Regions from separate parts of the Mus musculus genome. Here regions 1 and 3 are each linked to region 2. Evidence: chromatin loops called from intact Hi-C (ENCODE). Cell type or tissue: heart. All regions are shown on one strand.

Region 1 (8,000 bases), 73 kb after region 2:
ACCCTCTATAGGGGTTAAACTGAGCTAAGTTATTGAAGCCAGAGAAGAAAAGCTCAGATGGGGGATGGGAGTGGGAGGGAGGGACCTTCTCTGCATTCATCTTGAGAGAGAGGCCTCCAATAGAAAATGCCAGTCCCTCATCTTTGAAGGGTCTGAACAGATCAGATATAGACTACACCCCTAGTGGGGACCCTAATCCATCTTGCCTCATTCATTGCTCAAGTAAGGCAATTTTGGGGAAAGAGGGGTGACAATGCAGATTGCCAGGCTCAAACCTACCTGACTCTTTACTAAGGGGTCCCATAAAGCCACCTCTAGGAGTTGTGAACTATACCCCCAGGAGGCTGGGGCACCCTTCCTAGGGCTGAGAGAATAAAGCCTAACCCTTGAAACATTGAAGTCAGGGGTTAGAGTTCAGCTTGGTTCTGACCAGTCAGAGCCTGAGTCCTGTGGGCCATCAAGCATGGTGCAGGGTTTTTGGTTGTTTGCTTGCTTGCTTGCTTGCTTGCTTGCTTGCTTGCTCACCCATTTTTTCCAGCAGCCTCTACTTTCTCTCAAGGCTGTCCCTCTGCCTTGATTGCCCTCTGGCTACCCTCATACATTCCCATCTCCCCAGCTGTCACATTCTGGATTTCCAAGCCTAGCTGACAACCTTCCCCTACCCCACCCCCACCCTGAAAGTCACTCCTTCCAGTAAACCCTGCTCAGCTCAAGGCTGACTCCTGCATTTCAAAACCCCCCATCAGCCAAAAGTCACTGCACACCTGGTGGCCTGGTCTGGTGCAAGCACTCTGTTCCTCATACCTGCAGCCCGGCTTTTTGCACCCATGGGTGCTAGGATGCAAGGAGCACGTGCAGAAAGGAGAGTCCACGTTTTTCTCACCGCGGTTGCTTGGTCCCATGTCAGGGGTTGCAGGAGGCCCCGGGCCATTGCTCCTGTCCTCCCAACAGCTGCTTCATTTGCCTTTCTTGCCTGTAAGGAATGAGGAGTGGTTATCATCGACTGTGCCCAGAGTTCTCATAGTCCAGGCTCACTCAAAGCATTCATAGTTCTCAGAAAAGCCTGTTAACAAATGCAATTGCATCCCAGTGAAAGGGCAAGGTCTGGAGAGGTTAACTGCTTTGCCCAAGGCCTCACAACAGGCATCAGAGATGCCTGCCAAACAAGGTGACTCCCCAACTCTGAGGTCCTTGAACACCAGGTGAGATGCTCTTGTTTTGGAAACTGACAACCTTTTAGGGCCCTGTGCCACCAGTGGGAAATCCACCCTATGATCACTTGGGCCCACACACACAGCCCAGAGGGACAGCCACACAGAAGGTGCACGGCAGGCAGACTTGGAAACCACACACCTTTGGTAACATCCAGGCAGAAAGCTCTCTGCCCTTCTGCTTTCTTCCAGCCCTGGTAGGCCAGTGGCAACTTGGGGACAGGAGACAAGAAGTGGCCTGTCCCTCTGGGACCTCCTGAGCATCCATAAGGCCCAGGGACACAGCTGGATGGGGAACTTCAGAGGCTGCTTATGACCCGAGGAGAGAGGAGGGGTGTCTGTAGCAGGTCCAGTGATTCTTAAGCCCATTTCTGGGTGTAATGTTGGAGGGACTTAGTCCTAGGTCTTTGGTCTTGACATCCCAACTAGTCTTGGGATGTGGACCATCTCAAAAGGCTTCTCTAGGTCCTGTGCAGGGCTGAGGGCTGAGATGTGGCCTCTTGGTCAAGTGGCTGCCTAGCATGCATCATAGTAGGCTACATCCCCAGCAACACATAATAACTGGCCACACCAAATGGGGGTCCATGCCAGTAATTCCAGCACTTAGGAATTGAGGCAAGATGATCTGAAGTTGAAAATCACCCTACATAGTGAATTGGACCTAGCCTAGGTTACACAAGACCCTGTTGCAAAAACAAACAAACAAACAAAAAAACAAAACAAAACAAAACAAAACAGAGTCCTGTAAAGGTCTTGTGTCTCTTCTCCACTCCCAGACCCCCAGTGCCCTGGGGTACAAATCTGTGGGGTTCCAAGGATAAGAGACAGGCCTGTTTGGACATTCATGCAGTCTTGGGGCTGAGCAGTGAAGGCCTCAGGAGCGTTGGGCCACACAGATGGTAATGGTCCATTCACTTGCTGTCTGGAGACAGGTTCTCCAGGTCTCTGCTTGTAACAATTAAAGAACCAGGCAGGAGCAAAGGATACATAGCAGTTTCAGTGACTTCTCAAAACCTGTGCACTCAGGGGCAAGGCACAGGAGAGGGGCCTGTGTGTACCCATGCAGTACCAAGTATTGGAGGGGTGGGAGGAGGAGACACAGCCCCTATGGGACACTTTTCTCTGAAGTCCCCTAGGGACAGCTCAGAGCTCCTGTGTATCTGGCCTCAGCTACTGGCCAGAGCATCAGGAGGACTCTGAGGTCACAGTCACCCAGCTAAAATACATGGCAGAGCAAGATACCCTAAGATGGGGTGGGGTACCAAAAACCACATGCTTGTGCCCCCGTGCAGTCTGGGCAGCCAGAGAGACTGGGAGCAGTGGCTGGCAATGGGGACATCACAGTTTTCAGTGCACAGGAGCCCAACCAGCACCTCCAACAGCAGCAACAGGACCCCAAGAGGACGACTTCCAGATGGCCAGTGTCAGCTGCCTCTGTTTTCCCTAAGGGCCCCTCAGCAAAGCGACAGATGACAGGACTGTGTTGTGCAATGTGCAGGGGCTTGGGGGGGGGGGTGCTGCTGCTGCAACGTACTTGGCCCAAAGGGCAGTGTATGCAGGTTTGCGCATAGTCAAGAGCCCTGAGCTCTGTGTGTGTGTGTGTGTGTGTGCGTGCGTGCGTGCGTGCGTGCGTGTGTGTGTGTGTGTGTGTGTGTGTGTGTGAGAGAGAGAGAGAGAGAGAGAGAGAGAGAGAGAGGCACTGAGGCATTGATTGCCCTGGAGCCTATTTCACAACTCTCTCCTTTTGTTTTCAATTAGCAGAAGAGGTGGCTGCCTCTAGCAGGGCGGGCAGCCAGAGGGGCTGTTTGCCTTCTTTTCCTCCATTGAATTTGTGCTCTGTTTGTCCTAAGAAGAAGCCACTCCATAGACGGTTTGCTCACTCATTCCTGGCTGCCCTCCTGAATCTCGGTCACTCGGGCTCTGGCTCAGCTCTCCCTTGGCGGAAGCCCAGTGACACTCAAGGTTTGTCCCGGAGCCAGGCAGGAACCTCAGCATTCACCGACCTTCAGATATGTGCGCAAGTGCCTTGGTGCCTGGTGCCGAGAGCCCTTTACTGGTGACAAATGTCAGGTTTAGCATAACAGAACGAGAAAGAAGAATCCTGGCGACAAGAGGTTGAGCAGGCTCTGCGTGATTACACTGTGTTCTGCCTCAAAGAGTTGGGTGGAGACTGTAGCAGCTCTGCAGAAAACAGATCTGCCCAGGAGCTGCCCTGGGTCCGTCCGTCCGCACAGTCATGGCCAGGGGGACAGAAATCTGCAGAAGAAAGGTCTCTGTGGAAACATCCCTCTAGGGGTTCATCTTTGTGTGCTCCTTCTCCCCCATCGCCTGGGTGTGTCCCAAGTCCCTGTGCTCTATCTGTGGAACAAACCCTGAGCACAAAGCTCTCTGGCATGCATGCGGGAGCATATGGTGTCCGCACCGCAGCAGCTGCTGGCAGATGATACAAAGCACATAAGATCTTTTCTGTGCAGTCCTGATGGCCAAGATGGAGCCATCAGGCAGGGCTCCGATGCCTTCAGGGCTCCTTGTCTTTGTCCCTGGGTGTTGGGACAGACACAGTCAAGGGACAATCTCCACTTCTGAGAGTTTTTGGTTTTTTTGTTTTTTTGTTTTTTTGTTTTTTTTTTGTTTTGGACAAAGTTCAAGCTGTGTGCTTTAGTCACAGACAGCATCACTAAATGCTAAAGGCAACCTAAAGGAAGATGACTTGCTCTGTTGGGGTGGGTTTCTGGTTCATGGCCCTTCTTCTCTTCCTCCCGCCAGGTGACAAGGCAAGGGACAGGCTCTGGTGAACCCTGGAGTTCTTTCTAGGTTGGAGGAGGTTGTGTGACCACTTAAGACATCCTGACTGGTGCCCCCACTGTGATATGGGATTTCATTAAGCTGCTAATAAGAATCATCCCTAACCCTGTCAAATGCATGGGCCTAGCACAGAGAACTCACACATGCCTTGGAGCAGTGAAGCCTGCTGCAGTTTCCATATCCACTGTGGTGTGTGTGTGTGTTGTGTGTATTTATGTGTGTGCACATGTATGTGGGTCAGTGCATTCGAAGACTAGAGGTCAGCCTCAGGTGTCAGCATTCTTCAAGCAATACCTACATGGTTTTTATTTTGTTCATTTGGCTTTGAGACAGGACCTTATACTATTATCATGGAGTTCACCAAATAGGCCAAACCTGCTGGCCACCAAGCCCCAGCAACCAGCCTGTGTCGGCCTCCCCAGCTCCAGGACTACAAGCATGTACCACCATGCCCAGTGTTCTATGTAGATGATGAGTATTGAACTCGGGTCCCCATGCTTCTGGACAAGCACTGCACTGGCTGTGACATCTCCCCAGCCTCCTTCCATGATCGAAATGATGTCCAGGGAAGAAAAACAAACAGGAGTACAATCCAATAATTTTTTTTAAAGTTTTTTGAGGGCTGGAGAGATGGCTCAGTGGTTAAGAAAGAGCACTGACTGCTCTTCCAGAGGTCATGAGTTCAAATCCCAGCAACCACATGGTGGCTCACAGACACCTATAATGAGAAAATAATAATAATAATAATAATAATAATAATAATAATAAAGTTTTTTGAGACAGGGTTGTTTTTGTATAATTCTGGCTGACCTGGAACTTGTTTTGTAGACCAGGCTGGCCTGAACTCAGAGATCCACCTGTCTCTGCCTCCTGAATGTTAGAATTAAAGGCATGTGCCACCACCACCCAGCTCTAACAAAATATTTTTTGAAAGAGCACATTCATATACATGTTATTACAGCATATTATTACAACATTCTGATCTGTGTTGTTATTACTAATTGCTCACCACGTGTGCCTAATGTATTAAACTGTACCATGGGTCTGTATTGTCTATAGTTTTGAGCTTTCAGGAGGGTCTTGGAACACATCTGAATAGACAAAGGGTGGTAACAGTAATACACAGTTTTTTCCCGCAATGGTAACCTGTAACTCTCAACCTTGAGATGTCTCACCTCCACCTGGAGGCTTTCCTTGCCTCCACCTGGAGGACAGCTTTTACTTCTCTCCGCCTGGCTGAAGAGAGTGTGAAGGATCTGGGCAGGGGTGGAGAAAAGAGAGGGGCTGCAGCCTTATGTGCCTGCTCACCATGCTCAAGGTCCAGAGGGCTTGACAGAGGGGCAGAGGATCACAAAGATGATTTGGGCAGCGAAGCACCTGCCATGCAAGCATGGGGACCTAAGATCAGATCACTAGAATCCTCTAGTAAAAAGCTGGCTGTGGTGGTGGATGCCTGTGACCTCGGGGCTCGAGAGGAGGTAGACACAGGTGGATCTCTGGGGCTCACAGGCCAGAAAGCCTAGCCTACATGATGAGCTTCAGGTGCAGAGAGAGAGAGAGAGAGAGAGAGAGAGAGAGAGAGAGAGAGAGCACAAAAAAGATACCCAGCATTGATCTGTCCCCTATATACAAGCATGTGTTCACACACCCAAGCTAAGACTATTACCACACACACACATATATACATGGACACGATATGCACTCTCCTCAAATAGAGAGAAGGAAAGGGGAAGATGGTAGAGATAAGGGCTTTATACCAAAAGGAACTAGTACTCAGTCAAGGAACCTGCAGGAACTTCCTGGGGACCCCACCCATCATTAGGAAGACAGATTGAGCCGGGCCATGCAGAGGTTCCTGTCCACAGAAAGTGACTACACTTATCTGGTGAGTCTGTGGAAAGCCTTGGCAAGCATCTCAGCTGAACCTCCCAAGACCTTGAGTGGCCTCATATGGCTCTGACGTCTTCATGAGCAAGAGGGGAGCAATACAAACAAAAACAAAAATAAAACAAAACAAACAAAAACAGCCCCTTCTGTACTCTATGTGCTGTGCAGAGCCGCTTGGGACAATCACAGCAGAGGGAGAGGAAGGGGAAGCACCAGACAGGTGGTGTGGCCTCGATTGCTAGGCATCTGGACTGGTGAGATCTGAACCCCTGATTGCACCAGGAAAGGGACAGCTTTCTCTTGGACCATCTGGGAAAGGACAAAGGGCCAGGGTGACCCTGCTTGCAGCCAACACTGAGCCTAATCAGGACAGTGTGCTGTTCTTGGAGCTGCCAGCCCTGGGTGAGGCTACACATTCAGGGCAAAAAATTCGGAGCATCCTTCTGCAGGAGACAGAGAAGCTGCTCTGATCTCAGGCCAGGAGCCTCGGGGATCCACTGTGTGTGTGTGTGTGTGTGTGTGTGTGTGTGTGTGTGTGTGTGCCCATGTTAGAGCTCCAGGCCAGACCTTTCAAGAGACTCTGTCCTGAGTCACCCTCAACACTTGTCCCACCCTCTAAGTGATGGCTGAAGTCAGATTTTTTTTTCCCCAGAATCCAATGAGGCTCTGGAATTTGAAGAATAAAATGTGTTCTTTATCGAGGCAGCTGTGAAGGGAGCAGGCAGAGCTTCCAGCGTGGAGCTCAGTAAATGTAGCCCTTTAACTGCCTGAGACGGGCCATGGGCAGCTTGACCTCTCCTTTCAGCCAGGCCTGAGGCCACTGGCTGGCTACTCATCCTTTCAAGTCCCCACCTGGCCTGGATCTGGGCTTCTGCCTTCCTGAAATTACTTCACGACTGGAGTCTCATTGAGGCCTCGCTACAAGTCGGGCTTCAGGGTAACAGAAGACTCCTTGGGGCCCAGCTCCTCCAGTAGCTCAAGGTCTCCTACACCAACCTGCAGGGGCATATTAAGATACAGCCTCCTGGGCAGGTCTGTGCAGTGGGGCTATAGAGAGACATAAGTCAAGTTGGCTGCTAAGGAAATTGGGGGACGTTATCCAGACAATGAAATTTGCAAACAGTATGCGGTAATGAGGAATTGGAAAGGGAAACATTGTGAGCGCCCGACTCGCCAGCAAGAACGACGCCACAATAGGATCCTTCTGCACACGTTTATTGGGAGAGCATTGACTGCATAGGCGAAAGACCCTGAGCCCAGAAATAGTGCTGCTTATATAGGCCTAGGAGTGACGTGTCCATACCTGATTGGTTATGCTACCAGTACCTCATTAATATGCGTCGGGCCAGGCAGTGACTTGGCAAAAAAACTCTTATGCACATGTGCACATTGGTTGTTTACCCATAATCATGGGCGGTGGCCAGTGGTAGCCAGCCCCATCTTGTAATGGCGTTTGCGGCTTCCCACAAAACATGGCTGCTCTGGAGCAAGGGTCCCTTTGGGATGTGGTGGAAAGTTAGTTTGTCACTCCTCAGCAAGAACTGTGCTTCAGATGGTAGAGACAGGGTGTGTCCCAAGGTAGAGATCAGGGTGTGTCCCAAGGTGGAGGTTGTGGCAAGGGCTCAGAGCATGTAGATCAGGAAGGGGGAAAGTATGTGGGTAAATGCAAAGGAGTCAGGCAGTAGATGAGCAATCAGAAGAGCAGGCTGGAGCCAGGAATACCAAGGGAGCTGTGGGCATCTGGAGAGGAATCCTACAGCCAGGTGGGAGAGAAGGGAATTAGGAACAAGGAGGTGAGCTGTCTACCAGAGCTGGAGGTGAAAAGGAGCCAGGCAAGAATCAGGCCTGGGAGGGTACTTGACAGTCAGAGTCAGCCCCAGGAAGGAGCTGGAGAATGGGTAGCCAGAGAGAGCAACCAAAGGTGCATACAAATGCATCCCCAGCATCTGGTCACCTGGACGTCAGCAGCAAGTTTAGCAGAAAGGTAAAAGCCATTACAGAAATCCCCAAGGACATACATAAAAACAAACACTAGAATTCAATCTCTAAAAGTGCATTCGAAGCCACAGGAAGGTGTGGGTGAGGTGTTCATGACCC
Region 2 (8,000 bases):
CAAATGTCTGTAAACGTCAACTTAGCAGAAAAATGATGCTGTTTGGCTCATGGTTTAAAGGGATGCAGTCCCTTGTAGTGGGGAAGTCTCGGTGACAGGCAGCATCATGGCACAGGGGCCTGAGGAAGCTACTTGTTCTCGCCTACAGAGATAAGCAGTTCTCAACCGGTGGGTTGCAAACCCTCTGCGGGTCACATATCAGATATCCTGCATAGCAGATATTTATATTACGATTCATAACAGTAGCAAAATTACAGTTATAAAGTAGCAATGAAAGTAATTTTATGGTCACCGCACCATGAGGAACTGTGTTAGAGCGTCACAGCAGTAGGAAGGTTGAGAACCACTGATAAAAGAGAAACCAGACAGGAAGTAGACCAGGCTATTCTAGGCCTCAAGACTCACCTTTAGTAACCAGCTCCCTCCAGCAAGGCCCTTCTTCTTAAAGATTCCACAACCCCTCACTCCCACCCCCCACCCAGCAACACCACCATCTGAGGACCAATTGTTCAGACACATGAACCTGTGGTGGGAAGTTTCACGTTCAGATTTTTAGCCAAACCAACATGCAGTCTGTGAAGGCCTCCTGTGAGCCTGTGTCTCCGACGCATACCCCACTCAGAACATCCATGGCCCACTCTGGGAAAATATCAAATCCATTTCAGAGATTGGTAAGCCCTGGTGCTTCAGACCACTGGGACCTCAGAGGAACAGGTGAGGGGAAAGGTTGATGTTACGTCAGCTTATCTGAGCTGATAGGTGCCCTGATGTCCGAGAATGCATCGCTTCTGGGTACATGTGGAAAGACATTGCTGGAAAGATGAGTGCTGGAGAAATGAGTACTGGAATCAGTAGAACACCTCAAGACTGCAGGTGCTGACCACCTTCATGGAGGACAAGGGCTGAGGGAGAGGTGCTGTATTTGACCTGAGCTCCCAATTCTGTCTTTAGACTTCGGTGTCCTGGTTCTCAGACCTTCTTGCGGTCCTTACAGAGAACCAGAGTCTGGTTTCCAGCGCCCCCGTCAGGTGGCTCACTACTACTTGTGATTCCAGCTACAAGAAATCTGGCGCCCTCCTCTGGCCTCCGTGGTACCTACACTCATGTTCATAACCACAGTATCAGTTCATAACCACAGTTCAGTATCAGGCCTTCAGTAAGATATGGTATCCATCATCACTACACTGGACATTGACTCTCCAAGTCTCTACTTCCCATAATCCCCTACCCCCCTCCTCTGGTTATCTGTTTGCCTGTCTATACATGTGCATGTTCTCTCTCTCTCTCTCTCTCTCTCTCTCTCTCTCACACACACACACACACACACACACACACACACCAGATGGACAAGACCCACAGTGATGTGTGGGTACTATAGATGAGAATCAGAGTCCCAGAGCACCCACTGAGGGAAGGGGGATTCCAGTGCACCTATTGATATATTAGCTTCCTGTGTCTGTGACTGCAGACAATAAATTGGACCAAGGACACAGAGATGACGTGGTGCTTAAGAGTGACTAGGAGACAGCTCAGCAGTTCAGAGCACTTGCGGTCCTTACAGAGAACCAGAGTCTGGTTTCCAGCGCCCCTGTCAGGTGGCTCACTACTACTTGTGATTCCAGCTACAAGAAATCTGGCGCCCTCCTCTGGCCTCCGTGGTACCTATACTCATGTTCATAACCACAGACACACACCATTTTAAACATAAAATAAGAAGTAGAAAGATAACTTGCTACGAAAGGGAAAGCACCCCTGAGACTAGGGTACAAGTGAGCCAGTGAGCCAAAGGTAAAGCTTGGGCCACAGGGCACCAGACCTTTCTAGGACATTACACAGCTTCTTGCCCATGCTTCGTTTGTGGGTGAAGTATGGGTGAGAAAGGACTTCCATTCTTTTTCTGCAAACTAAGTGTGCTCCATTTGTTGTCTGATGCCAGGTGGGAAAGAGCTTCCTTTGTATGCTAATCTTGATACAGATTTGTTCTACCACCAGGGTTGTGCAGGGCCCTGGCAGCAGCTGCTCCAGCGTGAAGCCTCCCTTCTCCTTCTGGGGCCAGCTACAAGGAAGACTGTTGTGAAAGTGACCTAGAAAAGCCACTTTGACCCAGGTAGGAAAGGCAGGGAGGAGAGGGAAGCTGCTGCAGGCTCTGAGCAAATTGTCAGTCCGCCCTCTGTCCCCTCTAGCAGCAGGAACAAGTCCTGCTGTCACCTTCTCTGTGTCAGCTTTCTGCTAAGGCCTAAGGCAGCCCGTGGCTCCAATATTTAACCCTGCCAGCTGGAGCTCCCCAGTCTTCCTTTCTTCCTTGGCATCTCACTGCTGAAGGCCTGCCCATTCCCAAGACCGACCCTCCCCAGAGTCACTGTCCCCAGACCCCCTTCTCCAATAACCATCAGCGAAACAATAAAAATCCTATTCATGTTGGAGGTGAAGTCAGATTACATCTCAGCCTGCTTGCCTCTAAAACCTGTTTTAATCTAAAGGATCCTTAAGGAGGCTGGCAGCTGGCCAGCAGAGTGACCATGGATGGGGACAGCAAGTAGTCCTCAGGATACTTTAAGGCCTCGCCTTGCACACCAGCCCCACAGCACTGGGTGCCTTTCAATTGGTTCTGAGAGTTCTCGAAGGCCAAAGGCCTGCAGGGCAGGCATGAGGGTCTGTGTCCACAGGAAGGGGGGGGGGGGCAAGCTTCTGCACAGCTGGAGTGTGCTGATAAGAGTCTTACCAGGGCAGGGCGGGTCCCCTGGGTGCATGCATGCTCTCCCTCTGCCTCCTGGCTTCTTCATACTTTGTCCCCTGCCACCACCATAAAGTACAGTGTGACCTGTCACATTCCAGAGCTGTGGCCTGGAGCCACCCAGCCCTTCGTATTGGCAAAGGAAGGGCTGGGCCACACAGCTGCTAAAAATGGCTGCTTCAGCCTTCCTACCCCAAAGAGTACATGCTGACATTCCTGCCATAGTTGAGGAAGGTCCAGCCCTGCTCCAGTTTGTGGCAGCTGCTCCCCAGGGCTCCCCTAGTCTGCAGTAGCTCCGCCCAGGCCTCCCTGCATTCCTCAAACTCCAGTCAGAAGCCTCTGTTTGCAGGAGCTGGGAGCCCACCAGGCAGAGGACGCTCAATGCTCCCTGGTCCCATGAGAGTCGGGGACAGGCATGTCACAGGCATGCCTCCTCCCAAAGAGAGGTAGTAAACCACCAAATGCCAGCCTCACTGCTGAGGTAGAGAAACTGGATCTGAGAATGCCTGTGCCATGCTACCCTTACCCAAAGTCCAGCAGAGTCTGACTCCAGGATTACCATCTCCTGGTTTATGAGTGAGTTATCTTCTGACATCTCACTGCTTTGGAAGGTGAAGAGGCACAGGTTTTTCTTCCTGGGGTGAGCCCGAGAATCAGCACACGCCTCTCCAGACATACCGGTGTGTGGCTTGCTTCCTCCAAGGTCTCTGGGGAGCAGGGAACTCAGCTGGGTCTCCAACCCACGCCCTGGCCCAGCCTTGTGGTAGAACTGGAGTCAGGCGCCATTGAAGCGGAGTTGGCGGCCTTCCCTGGTTGGGAAGAGGGCTTCATTGGGTGAGTCCCACAGACCAGGGTGCCCCTGGGGCTTGTAGACCAGAGCAGAGTTAGGAGCCCCGCCAAGCCTCCTCTCCAACGACACCAAAATTATCCTGTCGCTCCTAGGGCTGTGGTAAACTTTACAAAACTCTTTGAAGTTCAAACTGTGCCTGCCCACAAAAGGGGCTCAGCAGCCAAACTGTCTTACAGGGCAATTAAGATGTTGTCTGCAGGTATCAGGCTGTCTGCAGGGTTTGCTGGCACTCAAGACGGGTCTGCAAGAAGGTCAGGCACAGCCAGGGCAGTGGCCACAGGCCTGGCATAGGGGCCGCAGCTGAAGAAAATGACCCTGGAGGATGCCAGAGCCATTGCTGGGACACACACAGTCTCCTTCCCACCTGCACCTTGGTCTCAGGCCACACACCTGAGCTCCAGTGCTTTGATGGCCTGCCTGCCTTTGTGGGCGGTGTGAGCCTCAGCTCCAGGCAAAGCTGTAAGAGCTGATTCTGTTTGCTTTTTATCAGAGAGCTGAGGAAGGAGTTGAAAGCTGGGGCTCAGGTCTTTCAAATAAAACCTGCGAGACTGGGGAGGGAAGAAGACCACCACAAGTCCTGAAAGAGAGCCAACATGTGTCTGCAGCCTCCAGGGTTCTTGGCTGGGCTGGGCTGGCAGCTAGCTTCATAGTGCACTGGGAACCCTGTTTGGGGGATTGGGCTGTGGCTTCATTGAGATCCAGTCAGGAGCCTAAGTATGAAAACCAAAGTGCGGCCTCTCCTGTTCTGCATCAAAGCTCGGGCTGGCTGCACACTACCTGAGCCTTCTCCACTGAGAGCCCTGTCTGCCTGGGAACTGGCTGCATGAGTGGTGCCCTGGGCTAGGCAGGTTAGGTAGCAATGCTACCAGACGGATGCAAAGGGGGACCCAGAGGAAACTCAAGCAGCTGCAGTGTAGACCAACACACAGACTGACTCACCTCCAAACGGGCACACCTGTAGTTGCAGAAAGAACAGAATAACCCACCAATCCTCAGGAGGAGCACCTGCCCCCCCCCAGCCCCCCACCCCCCCACCCCCACCCCGCACCTGGGAAACTCCCTCCTGGACCAGCACCTACTCAGGGCTGCTTGCCAAAGCTGCATTTGTGTGTTTGGTCAGAAGGAGGCCCTCCGGTGGCACTGCTAGGCCAGGTTCCCGAAGCTCATGACCACATGGAACCATGAAGACCTGGGCGACCCGTGCTCACACCTGACCAAGAACACTGTGTCCCATTCAAAACAACTTAGTCCAGGCACCTGCTAGGTGTGGGCCACACAAGAGAGTACTGCACCCTGCCCTTAGCATCTCCCACACACTGAGCTGAGGGCCACCTTGGCCAGCAGCCTCGCTGATTCTTTATACCGAGGTAAGGTATACATGATATATACTATGTTATGGTTTGTGTATGTGTATATACTATTTTATATACTATGTTATGGTTTGTGTATGTGCATGTTCATGTGGGTGTGCATATGTGGCACGGGTGGGTGCAGACCATTACTCCTCAATATTTTTGGAGATACTATCTCCCACTGAACCAACACAGAGTTCGCCAATTCAGCAAATGAGCTCACCAGGCATCCCCCTGTCCCTGTCTCCCCAGTGCTCTGAGTGTAGATGTTTACCACTGTGCCCTCTGTTTTATGTGCATGCTAGCATCTGAACTCAGATTTTTATGCTCCTGAAGCAAGCAGCTTACCAACTGAGCTATGTCTGCACCCCGCCCCCACCTCCTAGCCATTTCTAAATACATAGACCAATGGCTGTAAGCATATCCGAAGCCGCTGACGTCATCCACCCCTAGAACTGTTTCCCAAACTGAAGCCAAGGCCTTATTAAACACCGGCTCCCCTCCCCCACACGCCCTGTAAATCACTCTCCTTTCTGTCTATGAATTTACCTACTTTTAAAACTTCGTGGAACGGAGCCAGATGGAATTAATTCTCTTCTGGTCTTTTCTTGGGAGAAAGGTCCTTTTTTAAGACGATCCGGTCAAATCGGTGCAGTTATTTTACTTGATTTTCTGTATTTTTCTCCATTTACATATGGTAAAGGCAATAACTCCAGCTCTTTGAGTTGTAAAGTCTATTGTAAAATAGGATGAAGTCCCACTACAGTTAGTTCTTAGAAAGATTTTATGCCCAGTCCCCCCGCCCCACAACAACTCCCCAGAGCTACACCTTCACATCCACACCCTCAATGCAACTATTCCATCCGCCGAGTCACTCTTCTGAGAATGGCTGCTGCTGACCTACCGCGGCTCAGGGCTAAGATTTTCCTACTTTATGACCACGATGGAATTCGGTGGAAACTGCACTTGGTATTTGGAATTTGGATCTTTTCTCTCACTAGCCACGTGCTGTGTGATTTGGGGGGTTGATATGCCAGGCTGTGGTGTCAATGGTATCTTCCAAAGATACCATAGCTGCCCCAAGAACAGGTAAGGTTCCCCCACAGCATCCCACATTCACCAAGTTATGTGAGATATTTGGCACTCCGTTGTAAGCAGGCTTTGTTTGCCGCAGCTTGGCTGGACAGGGCGGGGGGGGGGGGGGTGGGGGGGGGGCTGACAGAAGTGTTCTCAGCATGTGGAGGGAATGAGGTAAAAGCTCCAGTTTCTGGCAAGTGACTAATTCTCTGCACATTCTCCATTCCTGATGCATTCAGTGGTGTGAGGACAGCTAGCTGCACTTGGAGCCATGTAGTCTTTGAGACTGGCTGCTCCTCCAGGTCACTTGTATGTCAGTAGCTAGTTCTTCCTATCCTTGCTTGGTAACAGCCCTTGTTCTTGCACGGAGTCTGCCCTGTTCTCTCTGTCCATCCGGGCCCCACCTGCGTTCTCAAGGGCCTTTCCTGTAGGCTGTGTGCCAAAGCTCCCTTTCCTTTTGTGGATGATTCTAAGTGTATGTTTCTAAAGCATCCAGGATTCACTCACTCCCATACAGTGGACCCTGGGGTGGAGGACAGGATGCTTGTAAGGGAAAAGTGACTCCTCACAGGTCCTCGGTGGCAGGAGGCCATGCCATGAAGAACCCCACTGGAGGCCCCAGGGAAAGGTCAGGAGGTAGGAGTGAGGCAAACAGCATGGAGATTCTTGATTGTGGCCTCCTTGGGAAGGAACCTGTCAGACAGGGTGAACAGGCTCTTGGGCAGAGATGTCCCTGTTGTCTGCTACCTGGACCCACACAAGGAGAGCATCGCTATAGTGGCTCAGTGTGGACAAGCTTGAGACAGGAGATACTGGGGAGTGGAGGGATTGGTTGGTTGACAAGAGGCCTTTTCCTAGCTAGGGCTATGTGTCTCTGCAGGATCAGCGAGGCCTCACACCGCAAAGTCTTGGAGGATAGGAAACATAGTTGACACACACATGTACACGGCATTTCTTTATCTATCCGTGATGAGAGCATATCCATCCATTGATATGCTCCGTTTGTATCTGCCTCTCGGCTGCTGCTGGTGGGAACAGGCAGGCAGACATCAGCTCCAGTTCTGGGCAGCCTTCCTATTTCTAGATGTTTGTATTTGTGTCAGAAAGAGGGAGGGTGTGTGCTTGTGCAAGTGCACAAGCGTGGGGAGCCCTGAAGGGACCCTCTCATGTCCTCATCACTTTTTCTTGGAGTCAAGGTCTCTCACTGGCTCAGAACTGACCAAATAGTCCAGCCTGGCTGACCTGAGAAATCCAGGGAGCCTCCCACCTGTCTCTGTCTCCCCAACACTGGAATAACAGCTGCACACCAGCACACCTGGCTTTTTGATAAAAAGGGGTTTGGGGACTGCACACAGGTCCTCAAGCACTTTACCATCAGTCTTAAGGTTTCTATTCCTGCACAAACATCTTGACCAGGAAGCAAGTTGGGGAGGAAAGGGTTTATTCAGCTTACACTTCCACATTGCTGTTCATCACCAAAGGAAGTCAGGACAGGAACTCAAGCAGGTCAGGAAGCAGGAGCTGATGCAGAGGCCATGGAGGGATGTTCCTTACTGGCTTGCTTCCCCTGGCTTGCTCAGCTTGCTTTCTTATAAAACCCAGGACTACCAGCCCAGAGATGGCACCACCCACAGTGCCCTCCCACGCTTGATCACTAATTGAGAAAGGCCTTACAGCTGGATCTCATGGAGGCATTTCCTCAAGGGAGGCTCCTTTCTCTTGTGATAACTCCAGCCTGTGTCAAGTTGACACACAGAACCAGCCAGAACACCATCTGAGCTGTCTCCACTGCCCCAGCATTCACTTTGTAAAGGTTTGGGGTTGTTTGTTGGTTTTAAGAAATCGGGAAGATAGCTGGGCAATGGTGGCACAGGCCTTTAATCCCAGCACTCATAAGGCAACGGTAGGTGGATCTCCATGTCCAAGGACAACCTGGGCTATATATCACGTTCCATGACAGTCAGGGCTACGAAGAGAAACTATCAAT
Region 3 (8,000 bases), 66 kb before region 2:
GAATCTTCTTCCTCTTGGGGGAAATCACAGTTTGTCCATGCAGCTCACTGAGCAGAAAGGACTATGGGATCTCAAAACCAACCTACCACAGGTCAACAGTGGAACTGACATATTTGCCTCTACCTTTGACTTCAGAGCCTAGTCATTGCTCCAAGGCACAGTCACCCTTTCCAGAATTCCAGGATTAGTGAGTAGTCACTAATGGTTACTAGGTCAGAGAATAACTCACCTTGTCTTGCAAATCCTTAGTGTACACACACCCATATAACCAGCTTGCTACCAGCCCCAGACAGCTCCATACAAACAGACACAGGTGACCTCAGGTGACATGTGTCCAGATAGCATCTGCAACCTCTGAAAGTTGCATAGCTTTGACTATTGGGTGACCCCGACTTAGAAGAAACCCTGTGCATTATTATTAGAATGGAAGAGATGATGTGGTACACCGTACCCCCCCCTCCCCAAATAGAACATGGACACAAGAAGGCTGATGCACTGTTTAGAGCTGAGAACTCTTCCGTCCTCTTGTTGGCTACACACTGACCAATTGTAGGTCTTTGTGTTAACAATCATTTACTGCAAAAAAAAAAAAAAAGTTTCTTTGAGGGGGGGGTGAGAGATTCACTAATCTATGGGACAGATAAATACTTTGGGGTTAATAAACACTATGTCCACTTAGAAGAATAATAGTTAAAGATTTTCCCCAAGGGCCTATGACCCAGACAGCCATGGGTTTCTTGGCCCTGTTAATCATATCAGACATAACTTTTTTTTTCTGTGGAGTGGTTCTTAAATCCAACCATTAAAAATAATTGGTTACTCCCATAATCTTCACGCCCCTCTTAGGTGTAAAATGATTTTAAAAATTCATGCAGAACCCAGGTATTTTCTTTATAAGCCATAGCCTAGATTGGGCAGGTTTGGAGCTATTCTAACTTATTTACCAGCCATAATGTCCCTTGTCACTTGCTGTTTTTCCTGGCCATGTGCTCAGGGTCCATCTCCTCTCATGGCCTCCTCTAGTCCCCCTGTCCTTTCTTCTTCTCTCCCATCTCTACCTGCAGCCAACCACGTCACTGAAAACCCCACTTACCTCTATCTATTGCCCGATCACAGGCTTTATTTATCCTTTTGTTGACCAATTAACTCCAGGAGCGAGGTTACATTGTATCATTTGATCACTTGATGGACATGAGGATCTGCTTGTCCTGGGTCAACCAGATCTTGGGAGTCAGTATTTAGCATTTGTATATAAGCAGCACCAAGCCATCCACCTATAGCTGCTTTAGCAATAGTGGAATGTCTAACTAGGTCAGTTATTCCTGTGGATCCCAGGCTTCACAGCTGGATAAAGGAGGTGATTTCTTTTCTCAACCAGTCGCATGCACATCGCCTTCAAGCGCTCTGAAAGATGGCAGTTGGGGTAAAACTTCCAGGTTGTTACCAGCTTGATTTTCCCATAGCCTATGACTCATTATGTAGTCCTGACACTAAGTAGACTCAATAGGTTTAAAAAAAAGAAAGAAAGAAAGAAAAGAAAAGTCACAGCAAGGCCTGGAGAGGTGACTCGATAGTTAAGAACACACGCTGCCCTTCCAGGGGATCCCGGTTCCGTTCCCAGCACCCACATGGTGACTCACAACTCCCTGTAGCTCCAGTTCCATATGATTCAACACCACAGGCACCACATGCATGTGGTTCTTATATAGACGAGCACACAAAACACTCATACACACAAAGTAAAAATTATTCAATTTTTAAAAGAGAGAGCACGTGAAGTTGTAATTGTGGGAGCTAGAACGGGAGGGGGGATTAGAGGGAGAATGGGAGGTGAGTTTGATCATTTGCTTTTTTTTTTTTTTTATGGTTTTTTGAAACAGGGTTTCTCTATTTAGCTCTGGCTGTCCTGGAACTCACTCGGTAGACCAGGCTAGCCTCGAACTCAGAAATCCACCTGCCTCTGCCTCCCGAGTGCTGGGATTAAAGGCGTGCACCACCACACCGGGTTTACTTTTTAAAAAAATATTAAAATTAAATGACTTTTTAAAAGAAGACTGATATGATAGAAGGGGACAGACAGGGGGCTCAAATGCTTTCCCGAACTGGAGACCCAGCATCCCTGGTGCCACAGGCTTTCAGTCCCCGAATGGCTCAGGCCACAGTAGGGAAAAGGCTGGACTATGCCCCACAGGTGAAGTCAAACCATCTGACCCTTGAGAGGCAGTCAGGGCAACAGAGGGAGGCCCCTGCTCAGCTGCAGCAGGAATTCCAGAGGGCCCAGGTGTAAAGAGTAGGGGTAGGTACCTGGGAAGGCCTGACCTCATGGTAGGGGGAGGGGAAGGAGAAGATGGGGGTGCGACACCTCTAAGATCTATATAATAGTGGCTGATAAGATCTAAAACCCCTGGCAGAGGGGTAGAAGGATCCCAGCACAAGATGGGGAGGGACTCCTCTACTTCCAAAGATTTGGAGGGGCATAAAATAAGAAGATGTGACATCTCAAAACGTGGCTCTAAAGTAGGAACTGAGCCTAACTGTTTAATCTCATTAGCAATGAGATGTCAGAAGAAACCACACACGTGTGGGAAGGGAAGACACGGCTTCCGTGTTCAAAGTCTTGGGAAGAAGTGTGGGGTGGGATCATTGCCTAGCGATCTGTGTCCACCTGTGCCTGCTGACAGGACACCTCTGCTTATCCTAGATCCCCAGGCCCTGACTGGTACCAATGATTATGAGAACAGTACTTGCCTTTTTCCTCCCCAGAAAACAGACCCAGATAAGAGAGGGAAAGATCACGGACAGACAGGGACCTGGGGCAGAATGAGAAGGCGGGAGAGAAAAGAGGTGCCCAGAGAGCGGTGAGTGACCAGGTTTCAGGGCAGCATACACAAGCATGCATGCCACTTGGAGACAGAGCCCTGGCACAGGGCCCAGGAACTCCCCCAGCTCTCAGGCAAGAGAGGTTCTCCCCAGCTTCTGTGTTCAGATATCACATAAAGGAAAGTAAGTTAGCCTGAAGAGGAAGCAGTTGGGCAAAAAGATGTGGTCCATGCTACCGGGTATTGTGGACAGCAGGCAAGCCTGCTATAGACAGGAAAGTGCCCAGAACAGGCAGATGGATAGCTAGCTACTTGGCAAGGGGTGGGGATGGGCAGAGTAAAACTGTGGAATGGTTACACTTTAGTTACCTTTGTCAGGGTCAAAAGCGAAAGAGGAAGGAGCAAGGTGCCATGGATGAATCACCGAAGTCCATTGTCTTCTGTGCTAGGCCACTGGGGGATGGGTGAAGGATGATCGCCTGGATGGAGTCATGGTGAGAACTGAAACCCAGCAGCCAGCAGGGAGGCTTAGGGACCTCCGTGCAGCCATCTGTCTTTGGAAGACCCTGAGAGAGGACAGCATCCTATCCAGGGATGTGTCAAGCAATATTGCCATCTGCCTGGGGGTTCTGAATGGGAGGAAGGAGGTTTCCCATGAGAAATCAAAGCTTGGAGCTGCGCCGCATGCGTGCAAGAGTTCCAATTTCGCACTGCTAATGTGGTTCAGGGAATCTGGAGCCAAGAAATAAATGTAAAAACTTGCCTTGGATGGGTGAAACCCAGGGCCCCCCAGCTAAAGGCAAACAAAGTCACTCTGTGGGAACGTTTTTGCAACCCGGGACACATGTGGGCTGGCCTCCAGGATGGCTCCAGCTGGGGCTCCCACACGCCACTTCCATTTCCTGTTGCAGCACTGACTGCTGAGCTCGCAGATATCTGCTGTAGCTCCGGTTCCCACTGGAGGGAAAGGGCTGTGGAAGAAAGACTGGCTGAGGGGCTGCACAGCAAAAGCATTGAGGAGGCTCGGGAACAGACTGACATCTGAAAGCAAGGAAGCAACTTAAACTTCTAGGGTTGAGATCGGAGAGATAGCTCAGTAGGTAAGAGTGCTTGGTGTACAAGCGTGAGAATCCGAGTTCAAATCCTCAACGCCCATGAAAAATGCTGACTTGACTGCAAACACGTATAATCCCAGTGCTGAGGCTGGGGGAAGAGACTAAGGTGCAATAGATCATTGCAACTTGGATGATTAAATGCTAGATAGATAGACAGACAGACAGACAGATGATACATAAATAGATAGATGGTATCTAGTTAGATAGATGATAAATAGATAATACATAAATTGATAGATGATACATAGATAGATAGATAGATAGATAGATAGATGATACATAGATAGATGGTATCTAGATAGACAGATGATAAATAGATAATACATAAATTGATAGATGATACATAGATAAATAGATAGATAGATGATTAACATTAGATGCAGTACACTACCCACTCAGACCCAAAAGAAAGCCTCCATCATATTTCACATTCAATACCACATTCTCTGCTTATAAGACCGAAATTGCAAAATTGGGAATCAATAACAATAAAACAACCAGTCTTGGACTAGTGACATAGCTTAGCAGGCAAAAGCGCTTGCTACCCCAAACCTGACAACCTTAGTTCTATCCCCAGAACTGACCCTCAAAAGTTATCCTCTGCCTTCCACATGTGTGCACCATAGCACATGTGTGTCTATACTTACTCACACACACCGGATGATGATGATGACAATGACTACAGTGATTTTGAACTCAAAACATTAATAGCCATAGCTGAGCATGGTAACCCACATCTATAATTCCAACACTCAGATGCTATGTAACTTTGTACCCTAATTTAAAACTATTGGCTGATTAAAGATGCCGACAGCCTATAGCTGGACAGAAGAGAGGTGGGTGGGGCTTCAGTTCCCCTGCTTGAGGTCTCGGGGGGAGGGTGGGGGACACACCGTGGGGTAAGGGAGCCTGAGAACTGGCCATGCCAGCTGGCCATTCAGAGTAAGGGCAGCCCAGGTGGAACACGGCAAATCATATCTTGGGGTTATTGATAGGGAAATAGATACCAAAGAGAGTCCTAGTCTGCTTCTACACCCCTGATTTCTTTTTATCTAGAGTGAACGGAGCCAGGAGACGCATACCTGACAGACCACCACCTCATCTTCCTCCGTCATCCTCCAGCTGTTCTGGAGTCTTCTGCCTGGTCTAGTCTTCTTTGTCTAGGGGCAGCTTCTCTACCTCAAAGCTCCATTGTTTCCTTCATTGGTGGCTGCCTGGAACTGTGCTTTCCACACCAGTTGTGATGCTTCCACACAAGTGTGAAGCTCTCGGTTTGATTCCCAGAACCCACATAAAGACAGAACTGGCACCATGCAACGCATGTGTAACTCCAGCGTGGAAGGTAGAGATGGGTGGGTCTCCTGCAGTTGGCTGGCCAGCCAGCCTATATGACAAGTCCTAGGTCCCAGTGAGAGATCTGTCACCAAAATAAAGGGAGACACATGGGGTTGCCTTCTGGCCTCTATTCATTTGCACACACAGCTGCACACACATGCACTTACATCACATGTATACATACACACAATTTAAATAAAAATGTTTATCTGGGCGTGGTGGTGCACGCCTTTAATCCCAGCACTCGGGAGGCAGAGGCAGGTGGATCTCTGAGTTCGAAGCCAGCCTGGTCTACAGAGTGAGTTCCAGGACAGCCAGGCCTATACAGAGAAAACCTGTCTGCGAAAAAAACAAAGAAAGAAAGAAAGAGAGAAAGAGAGAGAGAGAGAGAGAGAGAGAGAGAGAGAGAGAGAGAGAGAAAGAAAGAAAGAAAGAAAGAAAGAAAGAAAGAAAGAAAGAAAGAAAGAAAGATGTTTAACACATAAGGTTCACAGTATAACAGGATTAATATTCATGTTTCAAACTGTCCCCACATTCCACACAACTCGTGGTTTTGGTGAGGATCAGTCAGCTCTGCTGTTCTTGTTGCTAATAGTAAGTTTAAATCTTAAGAAAACCATTATTTATTTACATGTATTAAGATGATTCACATTTTCTTAAATTCCCTCTAAGTCACTATTCTAATTTCATCTCACTTGCTGTGACCAAGTATCCTGGCATAAATCAACATGGGAGAAGGACTTCTTCAGGTTACAGTTGCAGTTAACAGCCTGTTGTTCTGGGAACTCAAGGCAGGGACTCAGGAAGCTGCTCGCATCTCATCCACAGTCAAGAGCAGAGAGAATAGTGCATGAAGGCCTGTCTGCCTGCCTGCACTGCCTGCACTGCCTGCACTGCCTGCACTGCCTGCACTGCCTGCACTGCCTGCACTGCCTGCCTGCCTGCACTGCCTGCACTGCCTGCACTGCTTGCCTGTACTGCCTGCACTGCCTGCCTGCCTGCCTGCCTGCACTGCCTGCACTGCCTGCACTGCCTGCCTGCCTGCCTGCCTGTACTGCCTGCACTGCCTGCCTACACTGCCTGCACTGCCTGCCTACACTGCCTGCCTGCCTGATTACTCTCGGCTAGATTTTGTTTTACCACACAGTTCAATCCTCCCTGCCACCCATGACAGGCTAAGATTTCCTTTTTTAATTCTATAAACTGTAATATATAAAAAGCTTATCTATAAAGAAAAGCCAAAAAATCTTAACATCAATTAATAAGCAAGGCATTCCCTCTCAAACAAACCCAATCTAGATGGTTCCAGGCGACTCTAAGTCATCTCAACTTTGACCATTAAAATCAACCAGGACAGTGGTCAAAAGAACATAAAATAAGAGTATGCAACAAGTGACTGAAAGCAAGGGTATTTGCAAAAGAGGAGTGTGTGTGTGTGTGTGTGTGTATGTGTGTGTGTCTGTGTGTATGAGTGTGTGTGTGTGAGTGTGTGTGTATCTGTGTGTATGTGTCTGTGTGTGAGTGTGTGTGTATCTGTGTGTGTGAGTGTGTGTCTGTGTGTGTGTGAGTGTGTGTATCTGTGTGTGAGTGTGTGTGTGTGTGTGTGTACCTTTGTATGCAGATGTGCTTGCTTATGTGTTTTGGAGGTTGGCTTCAGGTGTTTTCCTCTGTAACTCTTCATTTTAACTTTTTGAACAGTATCTCTCACTGAATCTGGAGTGTTTGTTAGATGGGCTGCCCTCAAGCCCCAGGAATGTCCCTGTCCCCACCACCTGCCCAGTATTAAGGTTATAGGTGTATGCTTCCATGCCTGGCTTATTTTACATGGGTCTAGGGAATCTGAATGAAGGTCTTCACGCTTGTACCATGATCATTTTATCCACTGAGCCATCTTCCCACTCCCACGCCCCAAAATACTTCTGAACAAACAATAAATGTAAGATAAAATCATGTCTAAATTGATCTGATATGCAGTAAAGGTGAAGTAATTTATTCACTTAAAATCAAAACAAGATCGGATTAGATTAACGACAGTATGCAAGCACCTGCTGTGAGAGGAAACATGAGCACGACAGAGGAGACCATTATGTCCACATCCGCATCACTAAGCAGAATCAGCCATTGGACTGAAGTGGACCAGTCCAGGATGCAGTTGTATTTAGGTAAGTGCAGCTTGCAACACTGACCTCAAAAGAAACAGAAAACTATGCAAAAACAGATGCAATGATTTACAAAAGATACCCTGACCCCCAAACATGCTTTTGATATATATGGACAACCATGGCCATTTCTCATAGGGAAAAAATTAATTTCAGCACATGAGCTTTTATGCAATGAAGAGGAAATGTCTCCAGAGTCTCTTTTTTAAGGCAGCAGATTGTGCTGATAAATGTGTACTAAGAAGAGCTCCTGTGTCCTCACAACATAAGAAAGCAGCCCCAAGACCTTAATGAGTTAGCCAGAGGCCTTCCTCGGTGCGTGTGCAGAGGATACACTCTGACCAAGCTGAACTCCGTCCAGAAATGCAACGATAGTTTCGTGTTAAGAAATCGAGTGTGTCACTCACTGTATCGGTCAAGGTTCAGTGATAAACAATAGAGTCCTTGTCACAGCAGAGAGCAGGGAGGGAGTCCTGGCGGTGTTAAGTGGTTCTCAGAGTGTGCACAGAGCTGGAGAAAGAGCACACTCACACGTGGTATTGTACAGTGGATATCGATAATCCCCCTACGTT

What was found. Hi-C counts contacts between places; a loop is a spot of excess contacts. Peaks named below come from ENCODE experiments on the same cell type or tissue, not always from the same donor. Only the 100,000 strongest peaks of a DNase experiment are listed, where the experiment ranks them.
Region 1: it touches region 2 in a loop (4-fold over the local background); 3 of 42 quality-filtered maps call a loop at or near these places.
Region 3: it touches region 2 in a loop (2.5-fold over the local background); 2 of 42 quality-filtered maps call a loop at or near these places.

The regions. Positions count from the first base shown.
Region 1 is chr13:51,898,167-51,906,166 of GRCm38, reverse strand. No RefSeq gene overlaps it. Among named protein-coding and RNA genes, the nearest start is that of Gadd45g, 55 kb to the right of the region's middle. In heart, no CTCF peak of the experiment used is centred here; DNase peaks (open chromatin) are centred at 2,576 and 3,146; H3K4me3 peaks cover 1,174 bases; H3K27ac peaks cover 2,616 bases; H3K27me3 peaks cover 545 bases.
Region 2 is chr13:51,971,037-51,979,036 of GRCm38, reverse strand. No RefSeq gene overlaps it. Among named protein-coding and RNA genes, the nearest start is that of Gm40948, 110 kb to the left of the region's middle. In heart, CTCF peaks have their summits at 1,090 (motif pointing left), 1,648 (motif pointing left) and 3,096; DNase peaks (open chromatin) are centred at 2,936 and 3,536; H3K27ac peaks cover 4,032 bases.
Region 3 is chr13:52,037,270-52,045,269 of GRCm38, reverse strand. No RefSeq gene overlaps it. Among named protein-coding and RNA genes, the nearest start is that of Gm40948, 42 kb to the left of the region's middle. In heart, a CTCF peak has its summit at 3,780; a DNase peak (open chromatin) is centred at 3,689; H3K27ac peaks cover 1,438 bases.